2 separate regions of the Homo sapiens genome follow, and region 1 is linked to region 2. Evidence: chromatin loops called from intact Hi-C (ENCODE). Cell type or tissue: dorsolateral prefrontal cortex. All regions are shown on one strand. Links, peaks and the distances in the headings refer to the core of each region. The heading gives the core; the rest is flanking DNA. Region 1 has its middle 160 kb from the start of SESTD1. Region 2 overlaps ZNF385B (zinc finger protein 385B).

Region 1 (8,348 bases), core at 34-8,033, 320 kb after region 2:
TTGGCCAGGCTGGTCTCGAACTCCTGACCTTGTGATCCGCCCACCTCGGCCTCCCAAAGTGCTGGGATTATAGGCGTGAGCCACCATGCCCGGCCCTATTTACTTTTATAATGCATAATTTTTTTAGTGTCAAATTGCAAAGTAGTCATTTTTTTACCCTTTTTAGTTTCTACGAATGGAGAAATCAGAGAAGAAGACTGTTAAAACTGTGTGTAAAAAAGGAACAGAGCTCCCAGAGCAGCCTGAGGGATGCTCCCAGAAATAAAGTGTACTAGAATCATCCTAGTCTTTTTGACATCTATTTTGGCTGCTCAACAGCATTTCTTTTCTTTCTTACTTTTCGTTGTTCCATAGTGTTTGTAAGTTGAGGATGTCATATAAATGATTTCTGGAAATTTATTATGAATCACTATTATAACATGAAAATAAATCATAATCTTCTTAATTCATTCTACAAATAAAATGTTCAGGTGCTGTGCTAAGAATACTGAAATAAATGAGACTCCCACCTGGCTCTGAAGGATATTATTAAGACTCCCAAAGAAAGCAAAGTCAGTTATTGGGGTAGTAGGCTCCTTTTACCTTCATTTGCCTCTTTGTTTTAACTTGAACTGATTTATTCTCCTTCTGATAATGCTGAAATGAGTTTAATCTAGGGGCTCTCAACCTAGCTAAGAATTACCTGTGAAGATTCCAAAAAATATCAAAGCCATGCCCTCATCATTAGATCAACTAAATCCTAATCTAAAATGATGAGCCCCTGGCATTGACAGGAAAACAAAGAGACTCCCCAGGTGACCTTCATGAGCAGACCTAACAATCATCAAAAGGCTTGAAACCCTCTGTTATTCAGAGCAGAAGAAGGACCACAAATATAAAGCCCAGAGGCATTTGGTGCCCCAGATCACTTCTATTTGAGAGCAAAATGTGTCTCCCAAGCTCAGGGGAAAAAATAAATAAACCTGGTAAGTAGGTGTGTGAGTGGTGGGAGAGGAGAATAGATTTTGATTAAATGATTTTTGCTTTTCTTAATCAGATTATCTTCCAATTTTACCCATGTGTGGGCTTCCAGACCATTCTTATTTGGCGTTGTGTCCATGAGGACTTGGAAAGAAGAACATTTTTATTAATTACTAAACTGATGGAAAAGAATAAACTCTAGGAACTAGTCTGCTAAAATGATTTATATAAACATAAAATTCCTAAAGTGGTACAGAGTAATCTGTCCCACCATTGATGGCAGTACAACAAAAAAAATTAATTAACTCCCACAATTGACACATTCCTATATGGTTGGCTCCAAAAATTACCAGAGGAATTTTTAAGAATATCTTATTGTAAATCAACAATTTATAATTGTATAAGTTTATGGGGTACAAAGTGATTTCATGATTTATAAATCCAATGTGGAATAATTAAATCAAGCTAGTTAACATATTTGTCACCTCAAATAAGTAACATTTTTTATGGTCAGAACATTTAAAATTTACTGTCTTAGCAATTTTGAAATGTTCAGTACTCTTATTATTAACTATATTCACCACACTGTTCAATAGATCTCAAAAAAAAAAAAAGAAAAAAACAGTATTCCTTCTGAGATTTTGCACCCTTTCGCCATCGTCTCCCCATTCCCTCCACCCACCAGCCTCTGTAACCAGCATTCTACTGGGAAATTGGCATGTATTAAATTTATGAAAATCGTGAATTGGTTTTCATGAAATGGCTTTCTGATCACATAGCAGTATTTGGATACCCTAGTCCATTTGCTATATCTTTATGGTGATGAAGGTAGGGAAAGATGATCCCACATATTTAATAAATAATAGTAAATGACGACTGGAGACACTAATGCTAAAAAGTCATAGATGCTTCTGAATCATGATGTCTGTTGAAATCTCGAACAGGTTAAAAATCATCTCTATCTGCTTTGAGTGTGAATTTTGCTTCCATGGGGTGATGTCATCTGGTTTTCTTTCTGAAACCTCATGCCATTATCAGATTCTATAAAGTGAGCCACAGGGGGAACCTCACACAGAGCATGACAACAGCAGGACAGTAACCATATTTTATGAGACAGAGACTCTCTCCCTCCTTTCTCTTTCCTTCTTTTGAATTTTGCTAGCCAAATACAAACCCTTGGCAAAGGGCTTTCTCATTTAGGGACATCCCTGATAACTCTAATATGTTGTGCTCTGGCCATGACTATCTCAGAGAAATGCAGGGTGATTCCCTTTTCTGCATCCCTTAGAACATTTTCTAAAATAAAGCTGGAAACATGCATTGCAGACGGAAATGCAATCCTGTTCACCGAGAACTCCATGCCTGGACTCCCATTACAGAGCCCCCGGGCAAATTAGCCACTGAAGAGAGAAACCAACAGATAATGGAAGGATGCCGTGCACGTGTTTGCATACCGTCACACCCAGAAGTTAAGACCCATCATCTGTGAGTGCCAGGACCTGGAGGGGGAGAGCAGGTTTCCAGCCAACTAATAAAGCCGGTAGATGTAAGCTGCCTGGCATCCCCAAACAGGTGGAGCTGCTGTGGGGGCCTCCGCGAGCAGGGAGGCAGAAGTGGGGGTTGATTTGCTAGTAACTGAGGCAGGAGGCAGTCATCCACAGGTGTCCCAGTCGGTGTTGATTCCACGCAACCTGCTCGCCTACTCTCACTATCTGGAGACGTAGGTAAAATACTGCTCATTAAAAGCAAACACAGGGAGTGGAGCTAAGCTATTAGGCAATGCTGGAACTTGACAATTTAGGATAAGTCAAAATCCTTAGAGACAAGACCAGTTTGGCATTTAGGAAGATCAGGAGTCATTTTCGACGAGCAGGGGGTGCACTGTTTTAGCTGCTAGAGCTTTGACGCTGGTAAGCTTGACTTCCCGGCACAGCTCCCTCCTAAGAGCAGTTCAGTCGATAAAGGGACCCGTCTGGAGCAATTGCAAATGCGCTTGGCTCTAATTTCAATAATCAGTGTGAAACCTTGATCCAGCATGTGTTGAATGCAATGCAGTTTTCTTTTTCTTCTCTAGGAAGCAGATGGGAACTGTTACAACAAAAACAGCCAAAGGAAAAAGAAAGCCTGTTGTTTTGCTGCCCCTGCAAGTAAGTGGGAAGCAGTTTCCTGCTTTCTCCAGAGATGTTTGGAAGAAAATAGGATGTTCTAGGACATAAGTCTGAAAAGGTAAACAAGCCATTTAATTAACTGAACCACTTCAAAGCAAAAAAACAGGGAAAGGGTGGGATTAAGTACAAATCAATACAAACTATAGAAATATGAGATTCTTATCGACATAGTGTTTCCTCCCAAATTTTATACTGGCCTCTGCCCCCTCCCATCACCAACTACTCCAACATAAAGGTGCCTTCTCCCAGGCAGGAGCCATTTTATTGCTTTAAACCGGTGTGTGCAATCCCTTTAGACTTTGGTTTCAGAGGGCCCATGGCAGGTGTGCCTCTGAATCCTGGGACCTAAAACCTTCTTAGTATTATTTGAACTGTGCCTTGCACAGTGGCTTCCATTATTTAGTAAGTTCCTTCTGACTTGATTGTGGGGATCACGAAGATGAACTGCTACCATTTTATTTAGTTATTTTACCTGTTCCCAGGCGATGCAGATAGGCAGTAAAACTAATTAAATCAACACTCTCCATTACCACTCTTGCTATTTCCCCAGAATAAGTTGTCACTCTCTCTAAGAAAAAGAATTTTTTCCCCAAGGCTGTTTTAAAATGATAATACAACCTCTGCTACAAACGCAGGAGGGCTGGCAATAAGATGTGCAAACCTACCTTTCTAAATTTAATTAAACTCATGTAGCAAGGATGTCTTTTGGAGCCATAGTTTTCTATTGGGTTCAGGCATATTTAGGCATATTTGGAGAATTTGCAGGGAGGAATCTCTTTGCAGAGCAGAGCAAATGGCCTTCTCTCACAGTCAGCTGTCCCAAAGAGGAAGGGCCCAAAGGACCCCTGGCAAGTGAGGAAGCAGCTATGGGTTGAGAAGCTTAACCTGATAGCAAAGCCTTGGAGGGGGAGACAGTCCTTAATCTTTTTGGCTCATAGACCCCTTTGAGAACCTGCTGAAAGTATTGGTATTGGACCCTGTCCAATACCACAGAAAACATTTACCTATGCATTTGCAACACTCAATTTCTTATACCACACCAGATGTATTCTCAGATTCCAGCAAACCCATCTGTGGATCACCACTGATGGTTCTGTGGACTCAGGGAAACACTTTCCTTAGAGTTTCTGCTTCTCAAGAATTAACTGGAAATAGCTCAGCATCCCTACCCTGTCTCCAGCCCACTTCCCTGGATGCAGGTCTGGTCCTGGACAGAAAGGAGGCCACTGTTCTCAATTCAGTAGCACTGGCCACCAAGTGACACTGCTTTGGCCTCCTGTGTCTGGATTCATTCCAAGGAGAAAGATTTGGTCTCCCCCACTTCACCTCAGGCACTCGTAGGACAGCCACCAGAAGTGGACATCTATGCCCAGCAGAGAGGTGGGACAGTGCACGTGCCATGGAGGTGCCACACATGTGGAACACTTCTGGGAGAACCCACCAAAGCCTGGGGAGCTGGGGACTCACCCAGGCAAGGGCACCTGCACCAAGCCAACCAAATGTGAGTATAATGGTACAGTGATCTCATTTGTACATTATACCTGATAATTACCTCCTTTACATCATTATTTGGGATTTGGTACTGGACAATGTTAGTCTAAGATACAGGGGCATTTCTGGAGTAAAGTTCTTTCAAAACTTCAGTTTATTACAACTAATTATTTTTTTAGCATTTATTTATTTCATATTGTCATGACGGTTAAACACTGAAAGCATCCCTTGAGGCAGACATCTCCGAACACAACTCTGAGAAGGGTGGTGGAGTAAGTGGCTGTGTTTCCAAGGTGAGAATACTGAAGGGCTAGGCATGTAGATAAGTGTGTTGGAGGGGATGGGAGTGGGAGGCAGTCTTGGATAATACATGCAGATGTTCCCCCTGGTCCAGTGGTAGGAAGCTGCACTGACTTGCTGAATCTTAGGAATATATCTGCACCCAAAAGCAGGCTCAGTACTTGAGAGATTGTTGTCTTTTTGCTTCTATATTCATGTATTTACCTCTTCTAGTCTACTGGCATTTTGTTTCTTTCAATGTATTGAACTACCTTATAAAGGTGTTGGCAAAAAACAGAATTACAACAAAATTATTAGAATCTATGCTTTCCATATAATGGTGGGGGATGTTGCAGGGGTGCTGCTATCAATATCTTAAATAGAACAAATTAATATTCAATGACTAAAATAGAACAAATTTAGACTCTACTTTAGGTCACCTGTAAACTTGAGCAAGTCAGTTAACCCGTCCTGTTCCCTTAGACGCAAAATAGGATTTCAGCTAGATTATCTCTAATGTACATTCTGTTGAAAAATATTATTCATGCCTGTAATCCCAGCACTTTGGAAGGCCAAGGTAGGAGGATCACTTGAGCCTAGAAGTTTTGAAACCAGCCTGGGAAACATAGGAAGACTCTGTCTCTACAGAAAATTTTAAAATCAGCCAGTTGAGCATACCTATAGCCCCAGCTGCTCAGGAGGCTGGGGTGGGAGGATCACTTGAGTCTGGGAGGTCAAGGTTGCTGTGAGTCATGATCCTATCACTGCACTCCAGCCTGAGCAACAGAGTAAGACCTTGTCTCAGAAAAAAATAGTACTGTAGATATAACCATGATCATAATACCTTGATTTTGTATGGATCTTTGATACTCACAGAGCACTTTCTTTACTTTAATGTAGCTTATTTAGTGGTTGAGAACATAGGTTCTGGAGGCAGACTGCCTGTCTGGAACTTCTGGTTCCACCACCTACTGTGTGGCCTACAGCAAAGTATTAACCTCTCTGTGCCTTGGTTTCCTCATCTGTAAGTGACAATAATAATTCCTTCCTCATAGGATTGATATGAGGATTAAATGAATTGTCGCATACAATGAGCTTAGAACAATGCATGGTATATCACAACTGCTCAATAAATATAAATGTTAATTGTATTTATTTAAAAACTTAATATGTGAGTTGGTGCTTTCTTTTAATTTTTCATTTGATTTACCTCTTTTGCTTTTTTCTTATACATCTTTTTTACTCCATTTAATCTCTTGTGAAATAATTTAATATGGTCAACAAATTTGAATTTGTGATGGCCAACTTAAGGGCATCCTTTAGTTGTGTGCTGAGATACTGTTTAAAGCTGATACTCATTGAGATGTCATTTGAAACTATTCTTTTCTCCCACTTGTACCAGTCATATGTCTCCAAGTGTCTTAAGTAGTTTATTTTGCTCATAAATAGAATCCATCCAATAGTTCAACTTATTTATGGAACCCACCGACTCTTCCATGAAGGTAAGATGGCTAAGCACCTATAAAGTGACATTTAAGGGTCACTAAGAAGCTGCCTATTTCAAATAGGTCCCACTAACCACCTCATCCTTCTATCGGCATCAGTGTTTCTTTCTCTTCCTATTTTGTCTGAAACAAACACTGTGACTGCTTTGGTGACTAAGGTATAACTTACTGCTTTGGGGCAATAGGGAAGGTACTGCTTCTAGAAAGTACAAGCACTGTACACACAACATTTACTTTTCAAGGCATTTTAATGTGATTATTCTCATATGCACCTTCCAATGCACCTGAAGGACCAGGTAATCTTATCACAATCTACAGATGAGGAAACAGAGAAGCTGAGAGGTGGCCAAAATTACAAACATACTTATTGACTTGCTGAGCAATTAATAAGTGCTCAGCTTGGTCTTCTTTGGGGGCTTAAAATAGAAGACCTACATTTAGAGGAGTTTACAATTTAACTTTCTTTTTTTCCCTTGGAGGTTAGGAATTGTGTTTAAAATTTCTAGATTTCTAGATTAGCTGTTGCCTTGAAAAACAGAGAGAACCTACGACAGAGAACAAGAAACCAAAAACAGCTGAGTTTCAGAAAGAAAGTGAAATGGAAGAAGATACCAGTACATGATTCAAATGATCGAAACAGCCAACAGTGATGGTCTTTAGTAATGCAGAACTAAGATGAAAAAGCAGCTGAGGAAAAATGGGCCCTGAATGCAGGGTTAGATTCCCGATAATTCACTGAAAATAAGTAAAACCAACAGTGGTCAGTTTGTCCTGGGACCAGCCCTAGATCTCACACAGCCCATGATATTATAAAGACAAGGATCTCTAGATGCTGAATTACACATAGCAACTGGAACTTCCTCATTCTGAGTGGAGGATCAGATGAGGGCGTATTCATCATCAGGAAAACTGCTCCCTGATATTGTCATAAAGTCGTGTGAGATTTTATTTATTTATTTTTTACAGTTTCAGGGCTGCAAAAGCTATGAAGACATTTTAGTTCCACTCTCTTTCAAAAATTAGCAATTTATATTGCACCCTTATTTACCATTTGATTTATTTTCTCTGGCTTTCCTGCCTCATCTCGCTCCAGATCCTCTTGAGCACCTGCTTCACATCACACATTATTTCTCAAGAATATCTTGTTTAGTGCATGTCCTGCCTAGCAGTCATTTCCCCTAATTACTAATGCTGGTAATCAGCACCTGGCCATCACCTGAGACTTCCATCTCCCCATCTGTGTAGTGTAGGTATGCCTAGGCCACCACTGGCTACATTGGGTATGTGATCCAAGTTCATGCTGCTAAACTGGAGCTTGAGAAATGGAGAGAATTAGGGATCCTTCATTGGGCAGTGGTGTCCTGAAAGCATTTCCCACTAGTTGTTGTCTCTAGATCCCTGAAACTGTCCTTCCCAAGACCCAGCCTCTCATCTTTTCTTAGATTCTGTAAGTAGTTCTGTCTTCTCCTACCAATAAATTCCCATTTCCCTTTGTGCTAGCCAGGATCAATTTCTATAGCTTACATCCAAGAATTCATAACTGATACAGTGCTTCAGACACATCAGAGCAAAAAAAAATTGCTTTCCCTGTAACCATTAAGCTTTAATATGTTTAAAAATCCAAGACCTTTTGCTATGTTGAGAGACAATATGTCATATAATGAGTAAGAAGCATGCGCCCTTCCTGGTTTGAATCCAAGTTTCATCCCTCACTGTCAGTTGAGGGCACATAACCTCTCTGGTCCTCAGTTTTTCCCTCTGATAATAATAGTTTCTACCTCATTGAAGTCTTAAAGGTCTAAATGATCTAATAGGATCTTTGTATGTATTTAGTACAGCTAGTACAGAATCTAGGACTTAATAAGCTCTCAATAAGAGCATCCATTATATTTCTTGCTCTCCATATCCAGTAAGTTCATATTAAATCAGGATGAATAGGCTAAGC
Region 2 (8,348 bases), core at 309-8,308:
CCAGTAAGTGCACTAGATAAGTAAATCATTTCAGTGTGAGGTAGGTGGGTTAAAGTATTTACAATATACTTATTTCTTTAAACCTCTTAATTAGTAAGTTCAGAAAACTCGTTTCATAGAATAATTATTATACAATCCATGTATTGGATAGAGCCCATATGACTTATGGTTTTTAGTGAAGGGACAGACTTAGAAGGGGAAAAGGCCTTGGTCAAAATATGTCAGATTACACCTTTGAAAATAGGGCATCCGCTTTTCTTTGTATAAGTCACAGGTCCTTATAAGAGCACTCAGGAATTGTCTCTCACTTGTAGTACTTCAGACCTGGTGATGATACATATAGTAGAAGGAATACTGATATACTTTTCTAAGTCATTGTCTTACTGAGAATTGATCACTGTTTAGTTTCCAAGTATTTTACAAAATCCTGACTCTATTCTTCAAAGCAAGGATAAGAGTTGGTACCCTTTATCTGTTCTCCCCAGATAAATTTAATTGAGACTGATATTGTAGGGTTTATTGAGATTGAAGTTCCTTGGGAATGAGAGTAGAGAATTTTGGAAATAGGATGAAGTCTCAAGTTACAACTCTAACCACCTCCTGCTGCACAAATGCTTTGAATTTGAGACAGAGCTCCAGCCGTTTTCAATGGTGTCAGAAATCTAAAACTATACCTGACATAGACTTGGCAAAGTCATTATAGAACATCTCCATATTCTGTACATGTGGTTAAAAACTGTCAAACAAGGGTGTGGATTATACAAGTGTGTGGATTAAGTACAGAACTCTAAGGGATTGATACATAAAAGAGTTTGAATGGAAGTTTGATAAAATGATTAAAAGGAGTGGTTGACCCTTTTTTAGTGAAGGACGGATTATCTTTTTCTTTAAGAATGCTTCTGAATATAAACTTTTACATATTATATGTATTAAAAGATAAGAGTTGCTTAATATTAAGTCTTGGTTTTTAGATTTTGAAAACCAAATACACCTTTCAGTGTGGAAACTGAGTCTTAGACAATCATGGCAAGTGTTTACATGTCTGAGTGATTTAAATCATCAAAGGCATATTTAAAACCTTGGTGTCTGCCTGGAATAGAAGTGTTACCCATTTTAAACTAATCTGGGGAGAAGGGTTTTCAGTAGTGAGCCAAGCCCAGTGGTAATTAGTGAGTTCAATTTCCACTGGGGGGATGAATGTATTTTCACTTGGACTGACCAGCTTTCTTCACACAGACATTTGACTTTCACATCTTAACAGTGTTACAGCCAAGGAGGCTGTTGGACAGTGTTCTGGGTTAGACATCCCTCTGGAATGTTACAGCTGACCATATGGTTGGTATATGTCCTTGGCACCTAATGGTTTTTCTCGAGCTGGTTTTTGGGCCAGCTGTGAAACATATTTGCTCTTCTGATTACATGGAGTTTGGAGGAGGTGGAAGGGCTGGATATTGTACTTTTTAATGGGCAGAGTGTGCTGGCACTCACACATAATGTTAACACACTTCATTTCAAGAGCTTGCCCTCTGGTGAGCCTGCACTGCAATCCAGAGACTGTTGTCCTGTAGACACTGAGTATTTATCTATTATTTAATGGACTTGATGTGAAAGGTATAGGGAGCTTTTTTTTTAAATCATAGCCCTGAAGTGTTACTCATCTTATAGGATAGTAAGTTACTTTTGGAAGCTGCTGTAACTCCATCAAACCTTCAGGGCACCATTTTGGTTGCTAAAAAAAAGAAGAATTCACCAAATTATGTTGTATTGTCAAAAAAATAAATGCAGTTTCCTTCTTCAGATAGAAAATGACTTTGTGATTGTGTTCTAGATACTAAGAGCCACACATTCCAGTCTAGTTTGTTCAGTGAATAGAAAGACCCCTCTTCACATAAATGCCACCTGGACACTTCCCCAGTGCAGGTCTAGGCCCCAAAAGGCACCCAGGAAATGCTCTTTGAAGACAGCGGATGTTCTATTGACCCAAAATCTTAAGTGTAGTGTCAATGCTCTGCTATATTAAAGTTCTTTAATGTACTGAAAGAAAAGTATTTATTTGGGAAGTGTAGTCATAAGAAAGACTCCAAGCAAATGCAACACATTATTCTTGTTTTTTGAGAACATTTGTTTTTAAAATGGATTTTAAAACTAAACAGTTGGCTCTTGATGGCAGAAAATATTGCTACTTTTTTCTAAAACTGATTTTAAAGAACCTCTATTGCAAGTAGTTTATAGCATATACAAATAAAACAGAAATCTTTACTTCATAAGGCAAAGGTTATTTTTTTGTTTGTGTCTGACAGTGTCACATGCACTGTTTAACATTATGGATATTTTGCTTTTGGGTACAATGAGAAGAGGGTGAGATAACCCAATGTTTTGCCTCCCTCTGAAATACATGTGTCCTTTTAAAATTTCCTTTTGAAAATTAAGGTAGGTTGCTAAAAAAATACTTATGTCAAGTGCCTTTCACACTAGTGGGTATAGAGTTTAGGTGATCAATGAGTACTATTATTATTATGTTTTGTATTTTTTTTTGATTCAGTCATTTTAAGTGGCTTCTTCTTGCCTATCTTTTCCATGTCCTAGTTTTGTCATCGTGCATTATTGCCACATATCTGCTCTGCTTTGTGTCTCATTCTTAACAGCACCTTCCCTCATATTTTTGCCCATCCATTAAAGTAACACTACCCTCCAGATTTCTTGCCTAAGCAAGAGAACATCTGCTTAGGTACCATTTCCCAATCCATAACTTTCTAGCAGTTTAGGTAAACATTTATACAGTCCACAATCTCTTACTTGCAATTTCCGAAATCCAAGAAGCAGTGAGAACTGGAAGATTTTATAATTCATATTGATGGGAAAACGTGACATGAACTAATGTGAGCTTAAATTATAGCATTTATTTATCCCAATGAGTATGAATATGCACAGGTTTTGCTATAGAATGTTAATGTGTCTGATTATAGAGTTGTTGCCCCAGACCCCAGTGCGGCATTATATAACATCTGCCACTGGAGGCATTATATAATTCCTGGCATACGTAGAGTATTACCTTTCTAAAATCTGAAAACGTTTGAATTCTGAAATGCATCAAGCCCGAAGGGTTTTAGATAAGGGATTGGCGTATAATCAAATATCCTGGTTTAATTTTAAACTTTTATCTTATTACTAGGGAGCTTCATGTGTGGTAATAATAAAAAGATTTTTAGGCATACAATCTCTCATGAACTATTCCTATGACTATTTTCGAAGGAAAGTTTATGTGTGTGTTGGGTGAGGCAGAGAGGACAGAAGAGAGAGAGGACACTGAACAATTGCAAAGTCAATGATGCCCAATGCCTTTTCTCATAATACATTCAAATGTTGCCCTAGGGGCTTCAGGTGACAAATAGAATTCAGGTGGCAAAAGTGACTGTGAGGGGCAATTGTGTTCAATGGCATAGGTATATGTATACGCACACGCATGTGCATATCCAATCGTGTGTCTAATCTGTCTCCAAGCAAGGGCATCTAACCAGCAGCCCGTAAGGAGTCAACTTTCCATATGGGGACATAGTGAGAATGCCCATGAGAGTGCTGTGTTTAATGTTGCTCCAGAATGCTGTGTTACGTAAATGTGTGCTGCTTAGTTTTACACAGATGTTTCATATTGTAGACACTTCTAAATGTGTCATCTCAGAGCTGGTAGGATTACTAGAACTGAACCCAGTCATTTATAGGAGATCCTCAAATCAGGAATTGCCTTTACTGGATTCTAGTTTGTCTGGCCTTCAGAGTCTCAATGAGAACCTAAAACCCTTTTTAAAAAATTGAATAGAACCTTAAATGTGTTGTCAATGTTGCCTCCTAGGAATTTCTTCCAGTTTACTTTTGTGATTTTTAATAAACATTTTATTTCTTTTTTGCTTTGCAGTTTGCATGCACATGTCAAATCTGTATATTTTGTGATCTCAAAGCACTGCTACTGCTTTCTGGGGTATATGTATTTCTGGGGTATATCTAATACTGCTTTCTGACCTTGTGTCTTCTAAAGACGATGTCCAGTAGCTCTTGCATCTTATATTTTAGTAACAAAACAGAAAGGATTATAAAAAGCAAAAGTATAAATTTGGGGGTAGTTGGGATAAAAATACATGGGTTTAATGAACTATAGATTTTTTAAAATAATGAGCAAAGATTATAGTGTTAAAATATCTATCTTGCATGTTTATTGTTACACAGAATAGATTTAAATCTCTATTGTTTATGAAATTATCTTAGAATAAAATTGATGGTATTTTGTCCTGGTGCTAGCATAGCATCGCACATTTTTAACTATCACCATTATTTTAATTTAGAGATGGGCACTTAGGAGTTAAAGGATGTTTGATTTGCCCTTTAATGGACATCTATGTCAAATATATGGAATTATTTTTGTTATAATTGTCATAGTCTCCAGTGATTTCATTTGTCTATAGCGAAGTCCCAGGAACCTACAGCTATTTTGATTTATGCAGCCTTTATAAGTCCTCGTAATATAGACTACTGATTTCTTCCCTGTATCCTGCTCATTGTTGAAAAGCCAGAGCTATTTTTAACATTTACACAATTTCAATAGATGATTCTTTATTCCACAAGGTTTGGTGCTAAATCTGTGGAGACTTTCATAATCACATCCTTCTTGTGGTTTGCTTGAATTTGATCACAGTGGCTGATTTCATGCATTGATAATGAAGGCTTAGGTTGCCTGTTTCTCAGCATAAATCCACCTCAGACTTGTACATTGACAGTGCTTCTGGTTTCAGCACACATGGAGATATAGAATTGAAATTGCTCTGCTTTCTTTACAAATGACTCAGAGTGTGCTTGTCCTTCCCTAAAATGTTGCCAGCATGTAAAGGATTTTCAATGAGCAGTGCAATAAGCCAGCAACTGGGAAGGCTTGGAGCGGCACTGATATAACGTGGTGCTGTCACACAGATAATCAGGGCTGGAGCCAAGTCTCGGTAGCGCTGTGCATTATCCTGGTCACATACTGGAAGTTTTGTTTATCCAACTTGGTTGCTCTTGAAGCTGGTGAGAGCCCTGCCAGGATGTGGAGTGGACTTCCTAGCAGAGGTGAGCGTTTTTATTCTAAAACTTGGATGCTGGGGTCTGGGATGTCAGTAACAGATTCTTTTGTATGTTATGCTGAATCCTGTGGAGTCCTCAATTGTGTTTATCACATTGTGCTGACACATCTGAAGGAGCAAAGCTGAAGAGCAAAATATATGATTCTTTAATTTTGTTGCGAAGTAACTCCTTACATGGGTGTGATAACCATCCCTTTCTTTCTGTGCTAGCTGTTTGCCGAGGACATCTTACCAGTAGGTGACTTCCTTTGCATTTTAAACATTCTGAACAAGTCAGTGATATTATGCAATTTGCTACCATTACTGAAAGTAGGTAATTAGCAGTGTTATTATGTGTTTCAGATGTTATTAAAAAGGCTATAAACAAAATGTACTTTGTAGAATCTTTGACATGAAAGACAGATAGGAGGAGACAAGTCATGTTTCGAGATAACTAAGAAAGTAAGTGATGTGGATTACATACTGGAGTTGACAACTTGTGAAGCTAGACATTATTAATAATTAAAAGTTATGACCGGTCATGTACTGGACAACCAACAGTAATTAATTTCTAACGACTGTGTGCCGAATGAGAATGGGAGGAAATTAACAGTATTTCTTCATGAAGTGTGTTCTTATTAGCTGAGATGCTTTAAATGTAGCAGATTGTATCATTTAAATATAAATAAAATACCTGTGCTCACCTGGAGAGGTTAAATTACTAGATCATCATGCTTGGAAAGGTTTGATGTAGCCTTGTAAGTATATGGTATTTGAAAGCCAACTAGATAAGGGCAGACACAAAGTTAGCCTCCAAGTAGATGGAGTGCTATTGCTTAGGCTTGGCTAAACTCTAATTCTGGTGTTTCTAAGCATGAATGGAGTGTGAGGGTTATAATGTATTAAATAGCATTGTGCTTATTAAGTGTCTGTTTAGTATATTAGGTTGGCAGGGGAATCTATTTTTCTTTGATTGGAAGCAGCTAGCATGGCACATGGGGTGTGTATGTATATAAGTGTATGTGTTTTTCCTGCTATATTTATTTGAGGCAGCTGTTTTATAGCTTTCAGCTTTAAAGTTATAGCTAAGTGTGTATTTGTTTGATAGAAGGCTCGAGAACCTCTTTTACTGCCAGTACACGTAAAGCTTGGCTAAGCAGACGCATCAGGAGCAAACCATTTGTGTTCACCAATCTGTCTCGGCAAGTCCCAGGGCCACTATCTTGCTAGAAGCCACTGTGTGCTTTTGAAAGCATGAAATTAGTTTTATACTGAGCACATGGTTTCTCGTTTAGCAGCTCTTTTTATGGTAATGGTCAATTTATGGTTCACTGCCAGGATTTCGGTGTACTGTCAAAGCCGATAGCTTCTGCTAAGGCGTCTCTATGATTTAAAAAAAAAAAAAAATGGAGAGATGGGAAGAACCTAATTAGACCCTCAAGAATAGACTCTTACCTTCAACCTCATCTGTGCTCTAGATGCATTGTCATTTCTCTCAAGTTCCTTTATATTGTTTAATCCAGGACCTACAGATTTAAAGTTGCTAATATCTGCCACTTTGTCCTTTGCTAACATGTGACATCCAAATAGTTATGTTCTGAAATGTGAAGTATTTATTTTTTGCAATACATTTGTAGAAAACCACTCTATTAATGTTGGCCATATTATGCAATTCATCATTACACTTATCTGCTTGCCTGGTAATGCATCCTAGAGCACTGTTGGAGAGAGGGAAAGGCTTTAATACATCTTATATTTGATATAAGCGATTTGTACTTAGTTGTACGTGTATGTGCTATGAGTACGGCGAGTTAAATAATGAAATTAAAACAACCTGTAGATACATTGGAAATTTGACCCAAAAAATGCCTTCTTTCATGCAATCATCTCATTTAGAAAAGCAAAAGCTCTCAAATGCTAAAATGATATTAATATTAAATACAGTTTTTGTTTGTTTCCACATAATAAAAATGAAATGCATTTGTCAATGTGCTAAGAATGCTTTCCTTAACCTTCTCTTTCTATCAGAAGATAACCCTGGTTGAATAATGCATTTTGAAATAGAGGTGATCAAAATTACCAGGACATTTAGTGGAGTATTTATTTTTGTGCTGATTCTTTGCATTGTGGTAATGGATATGCAGGTGGAATAGAGTACATATTTGGATGTTGCTATTATACTTTTTCCCTCATGTGGTCTTGACAAGGGAACTGAAAACACTTCATAAATCCTGAATTTCATGATTTTTTTCTTGTTAATTATTAGATCTTTGCCTGGGTTAAGTGATTACACATGTAAAGAGTCAAGATAAAATATTATTGAAATACAGAGTGTAATATGTGCCATTATAATTAGAAAACAATTTTGTGTTTTTAGATGAAGCAAAATGTGAAACTTTTTTTTCTTCTTTTGGGAATGTTATGTCACAAATCATCATCAGATTGTCAGGGGGACTCAGTTTTAGATTTTGACTTACAAATAAATATCTCATATTTATTAATTCCCCAAAGCCCATGAAACAAATTGAATTTGTGGGTTGAGAATTAGAAACTTAGAGGGCATTGACATTTTCTCTTTGAAATTCCTGATGATATAACATGTTTAATAAATGAAAATCTTTTTAAAAAAGTTTTAGAATGTTAGAATTCTCTTAGAATAGTGACATTTGTCGTATTACATAGAACATAGGACATTCACTCAGAAGAAAGAAGGGATTAATTTGGCATATCTGCCTGAAGTCTTAGTAGCAATTTCTCCTTCAGAAGTAGTAGGATTTATGAAATCATGAGGATATAAATCTCAGTGATTTGCCTGCATCTTTTCACTTTTGTATTAAGGTATAGCATCTTGAATTATTCTTCAGCAGTTCTTAAAAATGACTAGTTACAAAAAATAGCAGATACAAACCTGTTTTAGTTGAGAAACATGATTGCAAAATGAAAGTACTATCCAAATTTGGCTTTCCTGATTGTATAAATCCAACAATAATTTGGGCAATTTATAGAGTTTGTACTTTCTTTTGAGGTATGTTGCTAAGATGAGTATACTTTAGTGAGAAAGTTGCTTCTTACCTTAAAGCTTTATTTACTTTCAGTCTTTTCACTTACTTTTTTTCCTACTTCCTATTAATGAACTAGGAACTTCAAGTTTTAGGGTTTCCAGATTTAGTATATAAAAATATCGAACTCTGAGTTAAATTTGAATTTTAGCTAAAACAATAAATAATATTTTAGTATATATCCAATGCAATATTTGGG

The links. A loop is a pair of places that touch in the nucleus more often than their neighbours do. Peaks named below come from ENCODE experiments on the same cell type or tissue, not always from the same donor. Only the 100,000 strongest peaks of a DNase experiment are listed, where the experiment ranks them.
Region 1: a loop joins it to region 2, with 4 times the contacts of the local background. A loop is called at or near these places in 93 of 110 quality-filtered maps.

The regions. Positions count from the first base shown.
Region 1 is chr2:179,423,435-179,431,782 of GRCh38, reverse strand. No RefSeq gene overlaps it. Among named protein-coding and RNA genes, the nearest start is that of SESTD1, 160 kb to the right of the region's middle. RefSeq lists an enhancer at 2,051-2,551. In dorsolateral prefrontal cortex, for the core only: no CTCF peak of the experiment used is centred there; no DNase peak of the experiment used is centred there; H3K4me3 peaks cover 1,068 bases; H3K27ac peaks cover 280 bases.
Region 2 is chr2:179,742,462-179,750,809 of GRCh38, reverse strand. The region is part of intron 3 of ZNF385B (zinc finger protein 385B); the gene reads left to right. Among named protein-coding and RNA genes, the nearest start is that of MIR1258, 110 kb to the left of the region's middle. In dorsolateral prefrontal cortex, for the core only: no CTCF peak of the experiment used is centred there; a DNase peak (open chromatin) is centred at 4,969; H3K4me3 peaks cover 1,954 bases.